3 separate regions of the Homo sapiens genome follow, and all the other regions are linked to region 1. The links are chromatin loops, found by intact Hi-C in ENCODE. Cell type or tissue: endothelial cell of umbilical vein. All regions are shown on one strand.

Region 1 (8,000 bases):
GGTGGTGACTTCATGTTTGAAATCCAACAGCAAGATAAAGTATAGCTCAGAGAGTATTTGTTCAGTGGGGTCTATTTTTAAAACTCCACTCAAATTGTGCCTCCCAAGTAAGTCCAAGTGTTAGCCATCCATCATATGCTCAGCTGTGATATGCCTGCCTGAGTGCCTGTCCCACTCACGGGGCAGTCAGCATGGCAAGCAGTTGGTGTGGTTCGGGGAAGGAGCACCAGCTTTCAGTCCTGACTCTGCCATCTCAAGCAGCTGTAACTAGAGCAACTCATTTCACTCTTTGGGGCCTCATTTCTTTTCTGTGAAATGGGGTTAATTATACCCATCTTTCAGGTTTCGTCAAGCCAAATTTCTATTATTATTTCTCCTTATTACTGACTCATAAAATAGCAAAAACCACAAAACACAACTAAATTGCAACAGGCTGTACTTACTGACGGACTTTAGAAAGGAAAGCTCATTGTGTGCTTTAAGAAAAGCTTTCAGGAGTTTGAGAAAGCTTCCAGGAGATGGTGAAACTTGATCTGAGCCCTGAGAGGTCTGGAAAGGAAGAGTGGAGCAGGGAAGCTTTTCAAACAAAGGGAAAGGTGGGGGTAGGAACAAGACTGGAGAGCCTGGGAGATGGTGAGGAGCTGGTGCTGAGAAAATACAGTGAAGGTAATGATCATGCCTGCATTTTGCCCAGTGCTTCATTATTTTTGGAGCACATCTCTCCTTTGCCCATGGTAGCCTGAGCTGGGCAGGACATCTAAACAGAAGTTAATGGATTTACCCAAAAAGTCACCAGCCTAGGATGTGGCTGAGCCTGGCCTGGGTTCTAGGTCACCTGCTCCGTAGCCTATGCCTGCTGCCCCGCTAAAGGGAGCATTTAATGTGCCAATGAGGAGAGATGGCATGGTGGAAAAGATAAGCACTTGGAAGCAGCCATGTTTTGCTCTGAGAGTAGACAGACTCAAAATAAAAAAAATTCCTTCAATTCTAAAGCTAAAAAATGGGACTGGAAATTTCAAAGACAGACAAAAGCCCCAAATGGAGAAAACAATACTTCAAGCTCCACATTTGGGAACCATTAGCACAGAGGTCCTGGCTGATTTCTCTTCCCTGCCCAGGAAGCCAGGAGAGATGCAGGCCACTGAAGCACACTGGCTGGCCTAAAACAAGGGCAAGGCCTTTCCTTGTTAAAGATGTCATGGCCCAACTCAAGACTCATTCTCAGGCCTGCACGCACATATGCACATATACACGCGTGCATACATGTGGCAGGAAGGGGCACAGAACCTGGAGTCCAGTCACCTCTGGCTATTGCCAGCTATTTGCTGGGACAGGTCATTTGTCCTCTCTGAGTCTCGGTCTCCTGGGCTGTAGCCAGGGAGAAATAATACCTACTGCACAGGACTGTGGGGACAGCCAAAAGCCTTTTATAAACCTAAGAAAGAGAAGTCGTTAGGAACTATTCATGGGCACTCACAGCAAGGCAACCCCATCTTGTAGGAGGGCATCTGTCCCCAGGGCAGGGATCAGGAGAGCTGTTTCCAGAGGCTTCCAGGGTAACTTGGAGCAAATCACTTACCTTTCTTGGACTCAGTCCCTGGAAGAAGAGGCCATTCCAGACCGCTTCCTCCCACGAACTCATTCATTGTGTCAGCAAACGTAGACTGGGGTTCTGCTGAGGGAGGCCGATACAACCCACCACTGCCCACGGCTGTGCACGGCTTTGCTGTGGGAACAGGCCTGTAACTGCGGCACAACCTGCGATCTGGACAAAGGGCAGAGGAAGCTGAGACTCTTTCCCCTGGGGTGGGGGCTTGAGGGGCTTGGGAGGACTCTGCAGAAGAGGTGACATTTCAACAGGGCCTTGAAAGCCAAATAGGTATTTTCCAGAGGCAGAGTGGGGAGGGGCAAAGGCATTCCAGGTGAGGGTGACATCCTATGGCGAGGCAGGCCTGTAGGTGGGAAGGAGGGGAGGATGGGCAGAGAGTTTGTGCTGTGGAGCACAGTAGCCCAGTCATGAGAGAGGTGCAGGATGGAGCACACAGGGTGGGCTGGGCAGGCTGGGCAGGGTGCTGATTGGCGGCTGCAGGGCTGCTCCCCAGGCATGGGTAATCATCCCACGCATCTGGAGGCAGGCTCTGTATGCATCTGGTTCTTTCCATGGCTCTGAAAACAGTCTTCTTTTTTTCCCTTGATGAAATCCTGCAGTCCGCTCCCATGTACCAGTACCTGGATAGGAAACTGTTCAAGGAAGCCTACCAGATTGCTTGCTTGGGTGTCACAGACACTGATTGGCGTGAACTGGCCATGGAAGCGCTAGAAGGTTTAGATTTTGAAACAGCAAAGAAGGTAAGCATCTAGCCAGCAGGAGCTGGAGTTTGGTCCTTGTGGGGTCCCTTAAGAAGGCAGATGGGGACCCAGGTGGCACGGAGAGGCCATAGACTGCAGCAGTCTCTGGAGTTAGGCTGACCTGGGCTTGTATCTTAGCCACTTCCTCACTGTGGGCCTGGGTAGGTGACACCCTTTCTAAGATTGCTTCTCTATAGACGTAGGATGATGACAGGCCCCATCCTCACAAAGCTGTGAGGATCAAATGGGAGGATGCCTGTAAAGCCTGACCCAGGAGCAGCATGTCAGATTCTGGCTGTCACTCTTATTAGCTGTTCTCTGTGGGAAGCACCTGACTAGTAGCCTGGCACATCACAGGCACTCCGTAAATGGCGGCTTTTATTATCGGTGTAGTCACTGGCCATGATGCTGCACACAATGCTGCTTTTCTTAGCATCTGCCAACTAAGGTGGGAGAGATGGTCAAGGTCTCTGATTCTGACAGCAATGTGGGCACTTCCCACGTACCTTCATGGCGGGATTCATGGACTTGATTCGTTGTGTCCTTTCCTGGCCTAGTCTATGAAAGCTAGAGAGATGGCTGAAAACATCTGACCCCTCTCTGCACATAAGGAAAAGCCCAGGTATGTTCCTGAGCTGTGTTTCCATCTAGAACCTCAGATGGAGGAAGGAATGGCTTCCAACCTCCACTCCCCTACCCCTTCCCTCTTTATCTCCCCACAGTCAATTAATGAGCTGCTCATTTTGTCCATATTCCCGGGCTGACATTGAAGGAGTGGCAAAGAGGGACGTGATGCCCGCCTTGGGTTAGATCAAGACTTGTAGGCATGAAGAGAGGAGACTGGACCAGACCAGGACTAAGAAGCCTGGCTGAGAACGAGCTGTGTCACATAAGGGGCTCTGGGACCTCAGGCCAGCCACTTTCCTTGGAGCCCCAGTCCTCCCAGTTCTGAAATGGGGGTGGTGAGAATGCCCGCTGCAGTCATGAGGCTTAACTGAGATGTTGTAAAGGGGAATTTAAATCAGGGATGGTTGTGCAGATGCTAGCCATTACTAAACAAGGGAAGTGATCGTTGTGTAACAATGATCTAGATTATATTTTTAGATGTCCTCAGTGTAGGAAAGTGGAGATGGAGGAGGCTGTAAGAATTCAGAGGAGGGGCCAGGCGCGGTGGCTCACGCCTGTAAATCCTAGCACTTTGGGAGGCCGAGGTGTGCGGATCACAAGGTCAGGAGATCGAGACCATCCTGGCTAACACGGTGAAACCCCGTCTCTACTAAAAATACAAAAAATTAGCCGGGCATGGTGGCAGGCGCCTGTAGTCCCAGCTACTCCGGAGGCTGAGGCAGGAGAATGGCGTGAACCTGGGAGGCGGAGCGTGCAGTGAGCCGAGATGGTGCCACTGCACTCCAGCCTGGGCCATAGAGCAAGACTCTGACTTAAAAAAAAAAAAAAAAAAGAATTCAGAGGAGGGAGGAGGCATCTCTATGGAGGGAGCTTCCCTCTCCTGCCCCACCCAGAAATGCCAGCAGGGAGGGAGACGACAAATCCCTAGAATAGAAAGGATTGTAAAAAGCCACAAGGTTTAATATGAGTGTTTACTGATATTTTTATAAATATATATATTTTTATATATTTGTTTAAATATTGAGACGGGGACTCACTGTGTTGCCCAGGCAGGTCTTGAACTCCTGGGCTCAAGCAGTCTTCTTGCCTCAGCCTCCCAAAGTGCTGGGATTACAGGTATAAACCACCACACCCAGCCAGATTTACTATAGTTGAAAAGTAAGTGTATGTGGTATATATCTATTGTGTACAACATGCTGTTTTGAAAAAGCCACATGATATTGAAGATAGGCTGGATGTTACTATTTCATCTAAATCCCGAGTACCCCACCTCTTTACTCTGTGCCAGGCACTCAGGCTCACCAGCTTGGATATAGTGGTTCCTAGAGATGGACAGCCATCCCCACTAGATGGCAGAGAAGAGCTGCTGAGCTCCCGCCAGACCCTGAGCAGAGCTGCAGGTTCCTCCCTATTCCCAGGCTTCCCTCTGCTGAGCTCATTCAGGGGCCTTGTGACTCTGACCAGGCACCCTGACGCTGCAAAATGTGTCAGGTTGAAGGAACTCGGAAACAGATTTATTAATGGGCAAATCCTAGACACTAGCACAGCTGAGCTACAGCTAGAAAGACCCTTGAGAGGGTGTCAGTAGCAGGCCCCTTTCCACAAAGAAGATGGTTGGAGCCCAGAAGCAGAGAAGTAGGCTCAGAGCGAGGACTCAGACCTCGAATGCTCCTTTCCCTCTTGGCCACTGTGCTGGGCTTTGCAGGGTTGCCCTCTCAAGGCGCTTTAAGGAAACCCAGATCTAGAGGGTGATGTGTAAGACCTACAGCTTGGGACACAGGTAGTCTTAGCCCTGTGTTCCTTGGCCCATGTGATGCCCGCATTGCCCTTTTCTACGAATTCCTCTTCACAAACACTTGTTTGCCAGGTTCTGACTCTGATGCCTCCCTTAACGCTGCCTCCCACCCCTGCTCATGCTCAGACCATTCATCCGTGTTCTCCAGGCATGTGGTTCGTAGTTGGAGAGCTCTTAGCTCTGGGAGGTGTCATGATCTGTTTAATTGACCAGCTTTCCCTGTTAGAATGTGGACCTCTGAATTGTGGAGGGGGACAGGGGCCGAGACATGTTTCTCCCTGGGTCCTCAGTCTCTTGACAGGAAGCCTGGTCCTGTGGGATGAAAAGATAAAGTTGCATTGTGGTCACCTGCAAGGCAGGCCGGGGACTTGCTCATCTCCCGAGGTCTTTTCAGGAGGGAGGATGCCATGCTGCTGAGCAGAGGCTGCAAGTGGTCAGGATTGCTCTGCGTGTTCAGTTCAAAGGGCTCTGGAGCTGCTGCCTCCTCTAGGCACAGGTCAGCCCATTTTGAATGGGGCAATAAATGGTGACAGCAAAGCCACCTGAAAGCAGCCTGACCTGGTGGCTTGTGCTCCTCCAAACCCTGGGCAGAATCTGAAAGCAGCAAAACTAGCTTAGCTAACACCAGTCTGCTTGTTCCTCAGAAACTTCTAGAGGTCCATGAGTTAAAGTCTCTGGCTTTACTGTGAGTTCAAGGCAAGGGCTGCAATTTTAGGGTTTACATAAAGAGTTTGCCTTCCACAGACTTGGTGGGATTCATTCCCTACCCCTCCACCTTCTTCCAGAATCTGTCTTTATACCCTCTCAGCTTTCCCCTCCTCTGCTCCCTCTGTGGTACCAGGGGCTCTGGGTCCCCTGTGTCTGTGGCACCACTGGGTAGGCATAGCTGTCCCCTGCATTCTACCCATGTTGCCAAGATGTATAGGCAGTCTCTCATCAGTCCATGCATCTCATCCTCTCCTGCTGTGATGCTGCGTGACCCCCCAGAGGGTCAGACCGGCTTGTTCTTCTTTGGGTCTAGAGTCTCCCAAGGAGGCACCGCCACAGACTGTGGCATCACGGTTTTGTTTTACCTGATCTCAAAATGACTGATGCAACTGGGATGTCTTTGCTGTTCTTTACATGGTCCAATCCCATGGATAAAGCCATGCCTCGCTGGGTGGTATAACCTCCTGCACGCACGATGATTAATCTGTGCTTGCTCCCTTCCTCTCCTCTGTGGCTCACTGTCTAGATAGAGCTTGACTTCCCACCCCTAGCCAATCACCCACTTTTGAAGCCAAGAAGACAGCTTATTTTATTCTTTATTTCTTCGCCACAGGCCTTCATCAGAGTACAAGACCTCCGATATTTAGAGCTCATCAGCAGCATTGAGGTAAAAGATGAAGCATTTTTCCTTCTCAAGAAGGCATACTTGGGGTTCCTGTTTTAGGGGCAGCCCTTCTAACAGGCAAGAGCCTTGAGGACATGGGAACAGAGCTCACTGGCGTCTGGGCATCTGGGCCACAGCCTTGCTCCGGGGGCAGAGTGGCCACACTGGGGGAGACAACAGCAGGTAGTGTGAGCTGTTGTGTGATAGCTGGGTGAGGCACATGGGTTCCGGATCTCTCCAGGGTTGGGTTTCTAGTCTGTGAAAAGGGATTGGACCTACCTCACAGGCTGCTGTGAGGATTCAGTAGGTTCTCAGGAACTGGTTTGCATCCTCCTGGTGGCGGATAGCTGGTCACCATCCTCTCAGACTCCAGTAATCTGATAGTGTTGGAGGAGTTTCCCAAATGCACATGAGCTGAGCTCCATTCCCCAGAAATGGACCTGGGGAGCAAGGCCCACAGTCTGAACTGAGCGCCCCAGAGTTCTGGAGCAACCCCTAGCCCTACTGTTTCTGGCTGAGAATATTGACCTTGTCATCCAAACCCAATAGGCCTGCAGTGTGCTAAGGAAGCTGGTTGTAGGTATGCCATTTGCTGGGTGGTGGTCAACACTATGCTTTTTTTTTCTTTTTTTTTTTTTTTTTTCTGAAACAAGGTCTCACTCTGTTCCCCAGGCTCAAGCGCAGTGGCACGATCACAGCTTACTGCAGCATAGACCTCCCAGGCTCAAATGATCCTCCCACCTAGCCTCCCAAGTAGCTGGGACCACATGCATGTGCCACCCCGCCTGATTAATTTTTTGTATATTTTTTAGAGCAGGGTTTTCCCATGTTGCCCAGGCTGGTTTCAAATTCGTGGGCTCAAGCTATTAGCCCACCTTAGCCTCCCAAAGTGCTAGCATTATAGACTTGAGCTACCATGCCCGGCCCTTAGACACTATTCTTAATTTCTGTGTATCTCAGTGCTGTCTGGCTGTCTGTTAAAAGGCATATACATTTTTTCTCCTGAACATATTTATTGTGAAGGTATGGGAATGTGAGATACATTTGAATTCCCAGTTGGAAACAGTGAGGAAATAGCAAATGTCTTGTCCCTCTCATTCATTTCCCCATAATAAACACCTGTCATGGGCCAGCCCTTGTGCCGAGCTCAGTGGGCACAGAGCTGAGGAGGAGAGAGGCTGACAGGAGCTCACAGCCTGCTAAGCCTCATAACGTAATCTGCTCTGTGCCACATGCGTGATTTATGTGAATGCTGTTCTAGATCCTCACATTAACTGAATGAGGCAGGTACTGTTGCTCTCCCTATTCCATGCAGGAGGAAATTAAGGCTCAGCAAGACGATGCCACATCCCCATGGGTCCATAGCCAAAAACTTGGTGGAATTCAAGCCCAGTCTATTTCCTAAGCTCATGCTCTCTCGGCCACATACCCTCCCTACCCGCGTGTTGTAAGGGGCATCTGTATATTCTGGGGTTTACCTACCCGCGTGGTAAAGGGCTTGTTCGGAGCTATTGCTCAAAATGCCCAGTGCTGCTGACTTTCACTTGTAAATCCACTGGCCTGGATCTGGGGGTCTTCACCTGAAGCCAAGGAGCATAATTTTCCTCTCTACAAAAGTAACTGCTGTGGGGTCCAACTATTACTTGTCACATCTTACTGGGGTCAAAATGTAGTCCTCTCCTCGTATGCTATGAGCTGGGAAGTGCGTTAAAGTAAACTCCTAAGATTGTCTCTTGAAAAAAAGTAAAGTGCCTTTGAGTGTGCTCTATATCGACTGCCTGCAGACTTATTTGCACACATCTGGGTGCTCAGCATAATTCCAGAGAACTGCAGATCCTTAGTGGGTGCCTTTTGGAT
Region 2 (8,000 bases), 340 kb after region 1:
GCCTGGGAAGTCGAGGCTGCAGTTAGCTGTGATCACACCACTACACTCCAGCCTGGGTGACAGAGTGAGACCCTGTCTCAAATATAAATACATATATTTATATATATTTATGAGGCCTTATTTTTTAGGCATTGTAAATAACTATTTTGTTATTATTTTGTTTAGACATCTGAGAATCCAGGATGTCACTGTTCATATTTTAATGATGAATGGGATTAAAATAACTTTAGGGAATCATTTCAGTATTTGATATCTACTGTTACCCGTCTGAAAATGATGGCAAAAGTTGTTTAAAAGTAATAACATAAGAACCAGGCATGGTGGCACATGCCTATAGTCCTAGCTACTCAAGAGACTGAGGTGGGAAAATCCCTTGAGCCCAGAAGTTTGAGGATGCAATGAGCCATGATTGCACCACTGCACTCTAGCCTGGGCATTAGAGCAAGACCCCAACCCCATCTCAAAAAATACATAATAACATAAGAAACCAGAGGTAGTGATGAAATCAGTCTTTGTCACTGCTCTTAGATTTCTGCCTTCAAACAAGCTGATCTAGCAACCAATCTTTGAAAAAAGGAAAAACTTTCCTTTCCCCTTTTCTTATTTCCTGCTTGAAAGAACTGGTGTTCTTCAATTCTCTGGCATTCTTCAATTCTCTGGCATGCTCAACCAGGTAAAGAGGCAAGAATGCTGAACACAAAACAAGAGGGAACCCAGGGATCTGGTCCTGGTATCACTCATAATTAACTGTATAACTTCAGGCAGGTTTTTAACATCTCTGGACCTGTAAAATCAGGAGTTTGATTAGAATTAATCAAAGTAGCTTAATAGGCCTAACAGTCTATGAGTCTGGTAGTCACTTGGCAGCAGCCAGTGATCTTCTGACTAGAAATCATTTGTGGTGCAAGGGACTCATTTTGCAACTCAAGACTTTTGAATTCTTAGCTTCCTCATTATTACAGTTTTGAAATCTGAGTCAGGGTTTCTTATCCCAGTAAGATGTTACTATGACAAAATAAAAAGATTTGCCATAACTTTAATTTTTAAAATAAAACATTTTAGGCCAGCGCAGTGGCTCAGGCCTGTAATCTCAGCACTTTGAGAGGCTGAGGCAGGTGGATCATTTGAGGTCACGAGTTCAAGACCAGCCTGACAAACATGGTGAAACCCCATCTCTACTAAAAATATAAAAATTATACAGGCGTGGTGATGTGCGCCTGTAATCTCAGCTACTTGGGAGGCTGAGGCAGGAGAATCGCTTGAACCCAGGAGGTGGAGGTTGAAGTGAGCCGAGATCACGCCACCGCACTCCAGCCTGGGCAACAAGAGCGAAATTCCATCTCAAACAAAACAAAACAAAAATAACATTTTATATATTTAAAATTTTGTTTAGGAACATATTCCCAAAGTTGATATATATACAAAGTGAGAGACACCTATTAACGCATAATGTATATTAATTGTGACCCTGAAGTACAAAAGTTCAAAAATAAAATCTAGCCTGCTCACATTGACCAACAGGATCATAGGCTATGATAACATCAAAATAAGTCAATTTTTAACAAACACCGACTTAGTTCAACATTGGGCTAACTTGCCAAAGTTGTCTTTCTTGAGAAAAAATGCTGTACTGAGATCCCTGAAAAACAAACAAACAAACAAACAAAAAAACAGTCTGCAATAGTAATTACCTTACACAAAACACAATCTTGGCCTATCCCTCCGTCTATCTATCTATGACTCTTTGGAAGCAAGACCTTATATTAGCGTTCTGGATAAACCAAAGAGTAGTGGACTTTGGATACTAAAATTCTCCTCCTCTACTCCTAAGATTCAAAGCTATTGATAAAGTACCCAAATCTCTGATGAATAAAAGAGAAAAGCAGAAATTAGGTCACATACTATATATGTTTAGGAGTCTGATTACCCTAAAGCCTGGACCATTTTGTTGTATAAAGGAAAAAGAGGTTAAAGAGTGAACTCTACTTTCCATTACGTTGAGCCTTCATCATAAAAGGCTCTGAACAGAAAGAAAGTAACTCAGACTTAAAAAACAAACAAATGAACTTTGGCTGGGCGCGGTGGCTCATGCCTGTAATCCCAGCACTTTGAGAGGCTGAGGCAGGTGGATCACTTGAGGTCAGGAGTTTGAGACCAGCGTGGCCAAAATGGTAAAACCCTGTCTCTACTAAAAATACAAAAATTAGCTGGGTATGGTGGTGTGTGCCTGTAATCCCAGCTATTCTGGAGGCTGAGGCAGGAGAATTGCTTGAAACTGGGAGGTGGAGGTTGCAGTGAGCAGAGATCATGCCGCTGCACTCCAGCCTGGGTGACAGAGCGTGACTCTGTGTCAAAAAAAACCAACCAACCAAACAAACAGAAACAAACTTTAAGAAGCATCCCTATGATATTACACTTTGCATAACAAATTTACCAAGGTTAGGAACAGTTAGCTTATCTGTACCTTCACTTCTACTCTTACAAGAACTATATTTGATGCCCACATGAGATCATTAAGGATAATCAAAATATCTTTGGGGCCAATGAATACATATTTATATTAAAGGAAACTCAGTATTGGGGGAAAGGACATAGCCATAAACATTCTGGCTTTCAGAGGTAGGGTCAATAAACCTGTAAGTTACTTGCTTTGGCAATCAAGTTTTGCTACGTAAAGTATCTTTAAGGGAGAACAATGAGAAAGCCAAAATACATCTTCATTTCTAACTTATGCCCACTGTTCCAGTTCCGTATTATTAAAGGCCTATAAGACATTCTCTTCATAGTAGGTGTCAGCCACCCAACTGAAACTAAATGGTTTTCCTTAAAAAATACAATTTTTCAACTGTTTAGTGGAAATGGAAAATATTTTCTGATTCTCCCAAGCAAACTTCAGATTTTAAAATTTTTTATTCTAACATTGTTATCAAATCCTACCTGTTCTTCTATTGTCCATTCCACTTCCACAGTTATCAATTCAGCTCAATATTTATAAGAGCACTATCACTATTTAATAGTCACTGTGCTCAAGCTAGCCCACATCCTAATGACTTCCTGTACTAATTAAATTATCACCCCGGGGTTAATCAATGTCCTGTCAGGCATCCATCCCCTCACTTCCACCTACCAATCCTCACCTAGGGCACCACCTGGTGGTCAACAAAATGAATTATCCTTTTCCCCGCTTCATTTCTTCCCCACTGGGAGAACAGTACACCTGCATTACTAGTTTTGCTTACAGTTCAACTAATTCAAACTTAGAAATCTTTTTATTTGAACACATACATCTCCCTCAAACTTCTTCCACTTTTCTCTATCTTCCAGGTACAGCCAGGCATTACAAAAATTTCCCTTTCCTTCTGCCTATAAGTAATCCAAAAAGCTTCCCTCATTGCAGCCTAATATACACTGCTTTTCCTAAATCTGGCTATAAATAAGAAGATGATATAGTGAGCTCTGAAGTGATATTAACCTTAATAGAGAACCTGAATCCATAACTTCCAAACTTTCCCTTTAGAAGCTCCGAAGTTTACATCTATCTTTTTTGGTGGGGGTGGGTGGTAGGGGGTTGAGACAGGGTCTTGCTTTGTTGCCCAGCCTGGAGTGCAGCAATAAAAAGGAACAAACTATCAACACATTCAACAACAGTTGAATCAACAACAGTTGAAAAGTATTACACTAAATGAAAGAAGTCAAACACAAAAGACTGCATGATCTAATTTTTTAGGAAATTCTAGAAAAGGCAAAACTATAGCAATAGAAAGCAGATCAGCGGCTACCAGAGGCCACCGGTTGGGTAAGAGGGACTGACTGCAGCCAAGGGGCATGAGAAATCATTATTTGGGGGTAATGGGAATGTTCTATATAATGACTGTGTTACTATAAAACTACACATTTTTCAAAACTAGTCAAGATGTACACTTAAAACTGGTGGATTTTACTGTAAGCATATGCTAATAAAGTTGACAAAGCATTAAAGAAACAATGTTATGAAAAAAGTTCTCACTTTGCCCTCTTTCTCTTGAAGTTTTCCAATAAAATCTGCTTTACTTACACTTTTTCTTTTTAACATAAAAGTCTATAATCCCAGAATCACTAGCTGTAAATTCCTTAATGTTCTCTGGTAAAGGCTGAAGATTAAGACAAGGTACATAGCTGCACTGTCAATCTTTACTGCCAACTAGTTTGGGTAATCAGTGACCAAATATTCTTTTTATTTCAAAGATAACTAATATAGGCTGGACACGGTGGCTCATGCCTGTAACCTCAGCACTTTGGGAGGCTGAGGTGGATGGATCACTTGAACTCAGGAGTTTGAGACTGGCCTGGGCAACAAGGCAAAATCTCCTCTCTACAAAAAAAAAAAAAAAAAAATTGGCCAGACATGCTGGCATGCGCCTGTAGTACCAGCTACTCAGGAGGCTGAGGTGGGATGATCACCTGAGTCTGGGGAGGTTAAGGCTGCAGTGAGCCACGATCACACCACTGCACCCCAGCCTAGGTGACAGGGTAAGACCCTGTCTCCAAAAAAAATAAAATGAATATACACATAAATATGTGGTACTTTTCCCCATTTAAATTTTTTGAATTTTAATTCACATCATTATTTTGACAGGTTTAAAGTGATTTACTGTCCATTATCTATATGTTTTAAATATCATATTTAGGTAGGAAAGGTTTAAAGTTCTAGACTCAATATTTATATTTCCAGGTAACTTAATATCCAATAAAAAAAAAACCTTAGGAAAAGTTTAAGGTACTAGACTCAGTATTTATATTTCCAGGTAACTTAATATCCAATAAAAAAAAACCTAACTGTACCGCAAGCAGACACAGAATGAAAACGATCAAACAAAAACCTTAAGGAATACACAAAAGTAATGCTGAAAGATAGTTGAATGGTAACTTACAAGGCAGACCTAGCCCACAAATGTGTTCAGTGTGGCTTGCATATCTGTTAAAAATCAAGAGATTTCCCATCTAGATTTCCAGTTTCTCTTGAAAAAAATCAGAAGCTCTGGCAAGACTGTGCCCACAGTACTAAATTTCAACCATCAGCTAAAGCTAAGACATTGCCTCTGTTAAACAAAGCAGGAACTCCTCAGTTTGTCCAAGCTCCATAACACCTAAGTTCACTCATTGTCACTACCTGCATGGCTACGCGTACCTGAGTTTTCAAACCCTAGCAGGACTATTTCTTCTATGTGCCTCAACTAACCATAACTGAGAGTTATATGGAAAAAGTTTCTCCTAGATTTAATATGCCTGGTTTTGGGTAAACCCAAAACAATCTGTTTATTAATAGTACACTATAATAATGTATATGCTCTACTGTGGCATGCAAAATGTAAAATGAATGCTGCTGATGTACTACAAAGTATATGAAAATTATAACCAACTTAGTGTACTTCCATGGTAAGCACAAACTCAGATTCTAGAACTTTATTCACTACATTCATTAATGTAAGAAAGCCATCTCCATGTGCAAAATCAAAACAATAAGAAACAAAGCATCTTTATTGCTCTACCATAAAACTGACCCTCAAATATACAGAAAGAATACATGAAATATACTTAAGGTTTTAACGAAAGGATAAAATAAAATATAGCACTATGTTAGGAAGGAAATAGGAATATAATTCTAAGCATTCATTCATTAGCTATAATTATTATTTACCCATTTGAAAAGGGGAAAAATTCTTTTACCACAACTTTAAGGTATTTGCTGAGATATCTTTTTAGTTACCAAAGGAAAGTCTGGAGAGTCCTAGGTATGAAAAACAGTAAGTTAACAGAAAAACAAAATCTTACAAACTTACCCGCTCCGCAGTTCCCTCCTCTCCTGGTAGACATGCAGCAGCAGCAGCAGCAGCAGCACAAGCTATTTCCATCATAGCAGAGCTGGTAGGTGCATCAGTTGTGGATGAAGACCTGGGTCGGCCTGACTGCATAACAGCTGTCATCTCCTGACCAGACTTCCTGTTGATTTGGGGACTTCCCTTTGGGGCCTCTGGCTTGCCCCGCCTACTATGCAAGCTTGTCCCTCTCTTCATCTTGGGTGGCACTCGAATCTGCTGCAGGACACGATTCAGAGCTGTGGGGTGGGTGGGGACACCATCAATCTCAGCACATGCGTTCTGGCTTTCCAGATCCATTTCAGGTTCTGGATCTGCCTGAATTTGCTGCACATCATGTGGAGACACTGATGACCTCCTGCGCTGGTGCTGGAAGAGATGCTTCAAGCCTTGGCCAATCACGTTAATGTTCTCCAAAGCATTGTGGGTCATTTTAGACAATTTTTGTTCTGATTCTGTCTGCTTTCTGGCCTCTGCATCTTGGGATTTGCCTCCAGGATCAGGGTCCTCAAATAACTGTTCACTGCCCGAAGGCTCCATCAGTAGACTTAATATGCTTATTTGCAAACTCAAAAAAATTTTTTAAACACACCAAGAGTGTCAAATTAGGTAGGCATTTGCTTCAACAGTGACTACGCATGCAGCTGTGAGACGAAGGCTTCATGCCTATCTAATGTTAAAAACAAAAAAACAAAAAAACAAAAAAAAAACCTTATATTATAAATCCATGCAGAAACTCCAGTGTTAAAACAAAGAAAAACATGCTACTGGCCAAACAAATAGGCACTATCATTAAGCAATCTTTAATCAGAAGATTAAAAGACAGTTTTCTAGATAGTGGGTAATGATTATTTTTTAGAATGAGAGAAAAAGCCCAGAACAAGTCCATAGGAAATTAAAACAGCAATGTTCAAAAGCAAAAATCCCTACAAGATTCAATATATACAGAATTAGATATTAGAGGAGCCATCTTGGAATGGACACTATAATGGTAGTTGACAGAACAGCCATTGCTTGGGAAATCAAGAGAAGAGACCATCCAATAGGTTTACTCTAGCTGAGGCAATTTAATCCCTCTCATTCATAACCACAGTTAATTATTCACAGGCTGAAACTCAGTATAATCAAAGAACAACAGTGAGAAATGGATATCCCAATCTAACTATATGTGGATTTTAATGGAAAAGTGTGTTACCATTCATATTCATCAAGTTCACTGGTAACTAGAGATGACAGGTTTGCTCTTTTGAGAAGAGAATGGAAATAAAAATCCTGTAAGTTGAATTCTCTGCTGAAGCACAAATGACCTTTCTGGCACCATATGAGTGAATGGTTCAGACAGAATCAGAATCAGAGACTAGAGCTTTGCTCAGTACCAGCTATCAAGAAAGGAGATTCAAAGAAATCCCTTTCTCTATAGTGTCATCCCTGACAGAAGCTTCCCATATATCCATACAAACTCAAAAGCAAAGTAACTGGGTAGGATAGAAAAGTAGAGAAAAAGAAAGGTCAAACAGCAAACATATACCAGTATTAAATGCAAGAAATTAAAAGGAAGCTGAAACTAAGAGATGTAAAATCAACGCAACTGCCATGGTTACTAAAATCACATGCAAAAAAAAAAAAAAAAAAAAAGGGAGGGGGGGATGGGAGATGATGAGATTTTTCCTAATAGAAAGTGTTTATTTTTGTACTGTATTTGTGCAAATATATAAGACAAAATTATATACATGCACAGAAGCTGCTACAGAATGCAAAATATGATGTAGGAGGTTATTTCCATATTTTTCTTTAAATTTTTGTTTAAAGGACTTTAAAACTCCCTACACTACCAAGTACTTCAACAATTTAAGCCACTACCAATGAAGCACCATGGTGCTCCTGTTCTGGGAATATGTGGACTTGCTGCCACCAAGTGGCAATCTAGAAAGCCATAAATTAGCTGAATAAAAGAGTTCCCTGTGAACTCAAGGCTACTAGAGTTTAGTGGAACAGGAATGCAAACTCACTAAAGTTTTGTTCCTGATGACTACTCTCAGAAGACTTTTTTCAAATATTTTATGGGCACTGTCATTGTGGCTCCACTGTCCATATTCTTTCATGCCTGTGATTCCATTACCTAATCTCTTCATAACAGAGGAGCAT
Region 3 (8,000 bases), 110 kb before region 1:
TGGTGCTCTTGAGCCACTTCCTCAAGCCTGCTGTCACTCTGTGGAGTGTACTTTGGTTTCAATAAATCTGTGCTTTTGTTGCTTCATTCCTTCACTGCTTTGTGTGTTTTGTTCAATTCTTTGTTGAAAACACCAAGAACCTGATGGCTTGTGGTCAAGACCCTCCACCAGTAACATGTACACACATATGCACATATACACATGACCACATACGTGGCAGGAAGGGGCACAGAACCTGGAGTCAAGTCACCTCTGGCTATTGCCAGCTATTTGCTGGGACAGGTCAGTTGTCCTCTCTGAGTCTCGGTCTCCTGGGCTGTAGCCAGGGAGAAATAATATCTACTGTACAGGACTATGGGGACAGCCAAAAGCCCTTTATAAACCTAAGAAAGAGAAGTCGTTAGGAACTATTCATGGGCACTCACAGCAAGGCAACCCCATCTTGTAGGATGGCATCTGTCCCCAGGGCAGGGAGCAGGAGACCTGTTTCCAGGGGTTTCCAGGGTAACTTGGAGCAAATCACTTACCTTTCTTGGACTCAGTCCCTGGAAGAAGAGGCCATCCCAGACCCCTTCCTCCCAGGAACTCATTCATTCTGTCAGCAAACATAGACTGGGGGCCTGCCAAAGGTGGCGGGTACAACCCATCACTGCCCATGGGCTATGCACCGCCTTGCTGTAGGAACAGGCCTATAACTGCATCACAACCCGAAATCTGGACAAAGGGCAGAGGAAGCTGAGACTCCTTCCCCTGGGGTGGGGGCTTGAGGGGCTCAGGAGGACTCTCCAGAAGAGGTGACATTTCAACAGGGCCTTGAAAGCCAAATAGGTATTTTTCAGAGGGAGAGTGGGGAGGGGCAAAGGCATTCCAGACGAGGGTAACATCCTATGGTGAGGCAGGCCTGCAGGTGGGAAGGAGGGGAGGATGGGCAGAGTTTGTGCTGTGGAGCACAGTAGCCCAGTCATGAGAGAGGTGCAGGACGGAGCACACAGGGTGGGCTGGGCAGGCTGGGCAGGGTGCTGATTGGCGGCTGCAGGGCTGCTCCCCAGGCATGGGTAATCGTCCCACGCATCTGGAGGCAGGCTCTGTATGCATCTGGTTCTTTCCATGGCCCTGAAAACAGTCTTTTTTTCCCTTGATGAAATCCTGCAGTCTGCTCCCATGTACCAGTACCTGGATAGGAAACTGTTCAAGGAAGCCTACCAGATTGCTTGCTTGGGTGTCACAGACACTGATTGGCGTGCACTGGCCATGGAAGCGCTAGGTTTAGATTTTGAAACAGCAAAGAAGGTAAGCATCTAGCCAGCAGGAGCTGGAGTTTGGTCCTTGTGGGGTCCCTTAAGAAGGCAGATGGGGACGCAGGTGGCACGGAGAGGCCATAGACTGCAGCAGTCTCTGGAGTTAGGCTGACCTGGGCTTGTATCTTAGCCACTTCCTCACTGTGGGCCTGGGTAGGTGACACCCTTTCTAAGATTGCTTCTCTATAGACGTAGGGTGATGACAGGCCCCATCCTCACAAAGCTGTGAGGATCAAATGGGAGGATGCCTGTAAAGCCTGACCCAGGAGCAGCATGTCAGATTCTGGCTGTCACTCTTATTAGCTGTTCTCTATGGGAAGCACCTGACTAGTAGCCTGGCACATCACAGGCACTCCGTAAATGGCGGCTTTTATTATCGGTGTAGTCACTGGCCATGATGCTGCACACAATGCTGCTTTTCTTAGCATCTGCCAACTAAGGTGGGAGAGATGGTCAAGGTCTCTGATTCTGACAGCAATGTGGGCACTTCCCACGTACCTTCATGGCGGGATTCATGGACTTGATTCGTTGTGTCCTTTCCTGGCCTAGTCTATGAAAGCTAGAGAGATGGCTGAAAACATCTGACCCCTCTCTGCACATAAGGAAAGGCCCAGGTATGTTCCTGAGCTGTGTTTCCATCTAGAACCTCAGATGGAGGAAGGAATGGCTTCCAACCTCCACTCCCCTACCCCTTCCCTCTTTATCTCCCCACAGTCAATTAAGGAGCTGCTCATTTTGTCCATATTCCTGGGCTGACATTGAAGGAGTGGCAAAGAGGGACGTGATGCCCGCCTTGGGTTAGATCAAGACTTGTAGGCATGAAGAGAGGAGACTGGACCAGACCAGGACTCAGAAGCCGGCTGAGAGCCAGCTGTGTCACGTAAGGGGCTCTGGGACCTCAGGCCAGCGGCTTCCCTCAGAGCCCCGGTCCTCCCAGTTCTGAAATGGGGGTAGTGAGAATGCCCACTGCAGTCACAAGGCTTAACTGAGATGTTGTAAAGGGGAATTTAAAGCAGGGATGGTTGTGCAGATGCTAGCCATTACTTGAACATTGTTACACAATGATCAAGATTATATTTTTAGATGTCCCCAGTGTAGGAAAGTGGAGATGGAGGAAGCTGTAAGATTCAGAGGAGGGAGGAGGCATCCCCATGGAGGGAGCTTCCCTCTCCTGCCCCACCCAGAAATGCCAGCAGGGAGGAAGATGACAAATCCCCAGAATAGGTGTTGTTTTGGGCACAGAATGAAATTAAGAACCTTCCCTCTAGATTGTCACCTCCTTACACCCAGGAACCAAACACGTACCTCATCTTAATAACACTGCACACTGCCTAGCACAGTGCCTTAGACAGGTTGGTGCTCAACAAATATTTGAATGGATAACAACTAAGTTTATTCGTTCATTTATTTAACTCCCCAGCCTGTATCACCAAAACACTCCCTGAGAATTGAAAGGGTGTATTAAAGCCACAAGATTTAAAAAATAACACTGTTCATTGATTTATTTAAATTAAAAAATAATTGTATATGGTAAATATCTATTAAGTACAACATGGGACAGGCACGGTGCCTCATGCCTGTAATCCCAGTTCTTTGGGAGGCCGAGACAGGCAGATCAGTTGAGGCCAGGAGTTTAAGACCAGCCTGGCCAAAGTAAAACCCTGACTCTACTAAAAAAATACAAAACTTAGCTGGGTGTGGTGGCGCATGCCTGTAGTCCCAGCTACTTGGGAGGCTGGGGCAGAATTGCTTGAACCAGGGAGACAGAGGCTACAGTGAGCCGAGATCATGCCACTGCATTCCAGCCTTGGTGACACAGCAAGACTCTGTCAAAAACACAAAAAAATCAGTACAATATGATGTTTTGAAAAAGCTGGATGATTTTGACAATAGGGTAGGAGTTGCTATTTCATCTAAATCCTGTATCCCCCCCCTTTCTTTCCCTCTGTGACAGGCACTCAGGCTCACCAGTTTGCACAGGGTGGTCCCCAGTGATGGTATGCCATCCCCACTAGATGGCAGAGAAGAGCTGCTGAGCTCTGGCCAGGCCATGAGTAGAGCTGCAGGTGCCTCCCTGTTCCCAGGCTTCCCTCTACTGAGCTCATTCAGGGGCCTTCTGACCACTCTGAACAGCTGCCGTGATGCTGCAGGATGCATCAGGTTGAAGGAACTTGGAAACAGATTTCTCAGTGGGCAAATCCTAGACTCCAGCACAGCCGACCTAGAGCTGGAAAGACCCTTGAGAGGGTGTCACTAGCAGCCCCCTTTCCACAAAGATGGCTGGAGCCCAGAAGCAGAGAAGTAGGCTCAGAGCGAGGACTGAGACCTCGAATGCTCCTTTCCCTCTCGGCCACTGTGCCGTGCTTTGCAGGGTTGTCCTCTCAAGGTGTTTTAAGGAAACCCAGATCTAGAGGGTAGTGTATAACACCTGCAGCTTGGCACAACAGCTACTGCTACCCCTCTGTTCCTTAGCCCATGTGATGCCCGCATTGCCCTTTTCTATGAATTCTTCTTCACAAACACTTGTTTGCTAGGTTCTGACTCTGATGCCTCCCTTAACGCTGCCTCCCACCCCTGCTCATGCTCAGACCATTCATCCGTGTTCTCCAGGCATCTGGTTCATAGTCGGAGAGCTCTTAGCTCTAGGAGGTGTCATTATCTGTTTAATTGGTCAGCCTCCCCTGTTAGAATGTGGCCTCTGAATTGTGGAGGGGGACAGGGGCCGAGACATGTTTCTTCCTGGGTCCTCAGTCTCTGACAGGAAGCCTGGTCCTGTGGGATGAAAAGATGAAGTTGCATTGTGGTCACCTGCAAGGCAGCCAGAGGCTGGGGACTCGCTCATCCCCTGAGGTCTTTTCAGGAGGGAGGATGCCATGCTGCTGAGCAGAGGCTGCAAGTGGTCAGGATTGCTCTGCGTGTTCGGTTCAAAGGGCTCTGGAGCTGCTGCCTCCTCTAGGCACAGGTCAGCCCATTTTGAATGGGGCGATAAATGGTGACAGCAAAGCCACCTGAAAGCAGCCTGACCTGGTGGCTTGTGCTCCTCCAAACCCTGGGCAGAATCTGAAAGCAGCAAAACTAGCTTAGCTAACACCAGTCTGCTTGTTCCTCAGAAACTTCTAGAGGTCCATGAGTTAAAGTCTCTGGCTTTACTGTGAGTTCAAGGCAAGGGCTGCAATTTTAGGATTTATATAAGAGTTTGCCTTCCACAGACTTGGCGGGATTCATTCCCTACCCCTCCACCTTCTCCAAGAATCTGTGTTTATGCCCTCTCAGCTTTCCCCTCCTCCACGCCCTCTGCAGTACCAGGTGCTCTGGGTCCCCTGTGTCTGTGGCACGACTGGGTAGGCACAGCTGTCCCCTGCATTCTACCCATGTCGCCAAGATGTATAGGCAGTCTCTCATCAGTCCATGCATCTCTCTCTCTCTTGCTGTGATGCTGCCTGCCCGCCCCCCCCGCCCCCCGCCGAGGGTCAAACTGGCTTCTTCTTTGGCTCGAGAGTCTCCCAAGGAGGCACCGCCACAGACTGTGGCATCGCGGTTTTGTTTTACCTGATCCCAAAATGACTGATGCAACCGGGATGTCTTTGCTGTTCTTTGCATGATCCAATTTTGGGGATAAAGCCGCGCCTCACTGGGTGGTATAACCTCCTGCACGCACGATGATTAATTTGTGCTTGCTCCCTTCCTCTCCTCTGTGGCTCACTGTCTAGGTGAGCTTGACTTCCCACCCCCAGCCAGTCACCCACTTTTGAAGCCAAGAAGGCAGCTGATTTTATTATTCCCCACAGGCTTTCATCAGAGTACAAGACCTCATCAGCAGCATTGAGGTAAAAGTTGAAGCATTCTTACTTGTCAAGAAAGTGGACTTGGGGTTCGGGGTTCAGGGGCAGCCCTTGTGGCAGGTGTATTAGTTCATTTTCACGCTGCTGGAAAAGATGTACGTGAGACTGGGCAATTTACAAAAGAAAGAGGTCTAATTAGACTTGCAGTTCCACATGGCTAAGGAAGCCTCATGATCATGGCAGAAGGCAAGGAAGAGCAAGTCACAGCTTATATGGATGGCAGCAGGCAAACAGAGAGCTTGTGCAGGGGAACTCCTCTTTTTAAAACCATCAGATCTCGTGAGACTTACTATCATGAGAACAGCATGGGAAAGACCTGCCCCATGATTCAATTACCCGCCACGGGGTCCCTCCCACAACACATGGGAATTCAAGATGAGATCTGGGTGGGGACACAGCCAAACCATATCAGCAGGCAAAAGCCCTGAGGACACGGGAGCAGAGCTCACTGGCGTCTGGGCATCTGGGCCACAGCCTTGCTCCAGGGGCAGAGTGGCCACACAGTAGGAGACAGCAGTGGGCAGTGTGAGCTGTCACGTGGTAACTGACTGAGGCAGATGGGTTCCCGATCTCTCCAGGGTTGGGTTTCTTGTCTGTGAAAAGGGATTGGACCTACGTCACAGGCTGCTGTGAGGATTCAGTAGGTTCTCAGGAACTGGTTTGCATCCTCCTGGTGGCGGATAGCTGGTCACCATCCTCTCAGACTCCAGTAATCTGATAGCGCTGGAGGAGTTTCCCAAATGCACATGAGCTGAGCTCCATTCCCCAGAAATGGACCTGGGGAGCAAGGCCCACAGTCTGAACTGAGCGCCCCAGAGTTCTGGAGCAACTCCCAGCCCTACTGTTCCTGGCTGAGAATATTCAGTTTGTCATCCAACCCAATAGGCCTGCAGTGGGCTAATGAAACTGGGCGCTGGGTGGTGGTAGACACCATTCCTTTTATTCTTTTTTTTTTTTTTTTTTTTTGAGGCAGGGTCTCACTCTGTTCCCCAGGCCAGGGTGCAGTGGCACAATCATGGCTCACTGAAGCCTAGACCTCCTGGGATCAAGCAATCCTCACACCTCAGCCTCCCAAGTAGCTGGGACCACATGTGCACACCACCACGCCTGGTTAACTTTGTTTGTATTTTTTGTATTGTCAGGGTTTTGCCATGTAGCCCAGTTTGGTTTCAAATTCCTGGGCTCAAGCAATTAGCTCACTTTAGCCTTCCAAAGTACTAGCATTATAGACTTGAGCTACCACGCCCTGCCCTTAGACAGAAAGTTCTTTCTTTCTTTTTTTTTTTTTGAGACGGAGTTTTGCTCTGTCGCCCAGGCTGGAGTGCAGTGGCGCGATCTTGGCTCACTGCAAGCTCCGCCTTCCAGGTTCACGCCATTCTCCTGCCTCAGCCTCCTGAGTAGCTGGGACTACAGGTGCCCGCCACCACACCTGGCTAATTTTTGTATTTTTAGTAGAGACGGGGTTTCACTGTGTTAGCCAGGATGGTCTCGATCTCCTGACCTCGTGATCCACCCGCCTCAGCCTCCCAAAGTGCTGGGATTACAGGCGTGAGCCACCGCGCCCAGCCTGAAAGTTCTTACTTTCTGTATATCTCAGTGCTGTCTGTTAAAAGGCGTACACATTTTTTCTCCTGAACAGATTTATTGTGAGGGTATGGGAACGTGAGATACATTTGAATTCCCAGTTGGAAACAGTGAAGAAATCAGCAAATGTCTTGTCCCTCTCATTTATTTCCACATAATAAACACCTGTCATGGGCCAACCCTTGTGCCGAGCTCAGTGGGCACAGAGCTGAGGAGAGAGGCCGACAGGAGCTCCCAGCCTGCCAAGCCTCATAACGTAAGCTGCTCTGTGTTGAGTCTGCTCTGTGCCCCACGCGTCATTTATGCAAATGCTGCTCTAGATCCTCACGTTAGCTGAATGAGGCAGGTACTATTGCTCTCCCTATTCCATGCAGGAGGAAACTAAGGCTCAGCGAGACATATGCCACGTCCCCATGGGTCCACAGCCAAAAGCTCAGTGGAATTCAAATCCACTCTGTCTCCTAAGCTTATGCTCTCTCGGCCACATACCCTCCCCACCCATGTATCGTAAGGGGCATCTGTATATTCTGGGGTTTACCTACCCGCATGGTAAAGGGCTTGTTCAGAGCTATTGCCTGAAATGCCCAGTGCTGCTGACTCTCACTTGTAAATCCACTGGCCTGGATCTGGGGGTCTTCACCTGAAGCCAAGGAGCATAACTTTGCTGTCTACAAAAGTAATGATTGCTGTGGGGTCCAACTATTGTCATTTGTCAGGTCTTACCAAGGTTAAAATGTCTGCCTCTCCTCGTGTGCTATGAGCTGGGAAGTGGGTTAAAGTAAACTCCTAAGAGTGTATCTTAAAAAAAAATGAAGTGCCTTCAAGTGCGCTCCACATCGACTGCTCAGGGCTTAGTTGCACACATCTGGGTGCTCAGCATAATTCCAGAGAACTGCGGATCCTCAGTGGGTGCCTTTTGGATAGGGGAGATGTTCTTGTCCTGCTGACGGGGAGAAAGAACCTGCCCATGTTGACATGCACCTGCTGAGTGCCACAGATTGTTTTTATTGGTCATGGTGATATCCTGGGGCCTAGAATGGAAATGGACTCATTTTCATGCCTAGTAAAACCTTTTTTTTGGGAGGTTTTTTTTTTTTTCTTTTTTTTTGCAGAGAGAGAGTCTTGCTATGTTGACCAGGCTGGTCTTGAATTCCTGGGCTCAGGCGATCCTCCTGCTGTGCCCTCCTAAAGTGTAGGGATCACAGGCATGAGTCATCACATCCAGCCAAAATCTATCTTTTATCTCACCGCAAGCTTTTAATTCATTTCCAACTAT

Evidence for each region. Hi-C counts contacts between places; a loop is a spot of excess contacts. Peaks named below come from ENCODE experiments on the same cell type or tissue, not always from the same donor. Only the 100,000 strongest peaks of a DNase experiment are listed, where the experiment ranks them.
Region 2: it touches region 1 in a loop (10-fold over the local background); 96 of 110 quality-filtered maps call a loop at or near these places.
Region 3: a loop joins it to region 1, with 5 times the contacts of the local background. A loop is called at or near these places in 11 of 110 quality-filtered maps.

What each region holds. Positions count from the first base shown.
Region 1 is chr3:129,486,049-129,494,048 of GRCh38, forward strand. IFT122 (intraflagellar transport 122) reads left to right here. Exons shown (of 30, transcript NM_052989.3): 16 at 2,209-2,349; 17 at 6,093-6,146. Among named protein-coding and RNA genes, the nearest start is that of RHO, 39 kb to the right of the region's middle. RefSeq lists silencers at 3,630-3,838, 4,245-4,314 and an enhancer at 4,238-4,532. In endothelial cell of umbilical vein, a CTCF peak has its summit at 4,331 (motif pointing right); a DNase peak (open chromatin) is centred at 4,393; H3K27ac peaks cover 1,270 bases.
Region 2 is chr3:129,821,984-129,829,983 of GRCh38, forward strand. It overlaps TMCC1 (transmembrane and coiled-coil domain family 1), which reads right to left. Exons shown (of 7, transcript NM_001017395.5): 4 at 5,820-6,525. The coding sequence starts at 6,395. Among named protein-coding and RNA genes, the nearest start is that of TMCC1, 68 kb to the right of the region's middle. In endothelial cell of umbilical vein, CTCF peaks have their summits at 3,153 (motif pointing left) and 7,760 (motif pointing left); DNase peaks (open chromatin) are centred at 3,098 and 7,758.
Region 3 is chr3:129,380,149-129,388,148 of GRCh38, forward strand. It overlaps the pseudogene RPL32P3. Among named protein-coding and RNA genes, the nearest start is that of SNORA7B, 13 kb to the right of the region's middle. In endothelial cell of umbilical vein, a CTCF peak has its summit at 3,312 (motif pointing right); a DNase peak (open chromatin) is centred at 3,363; H3K27ac peaks cover 477 bases.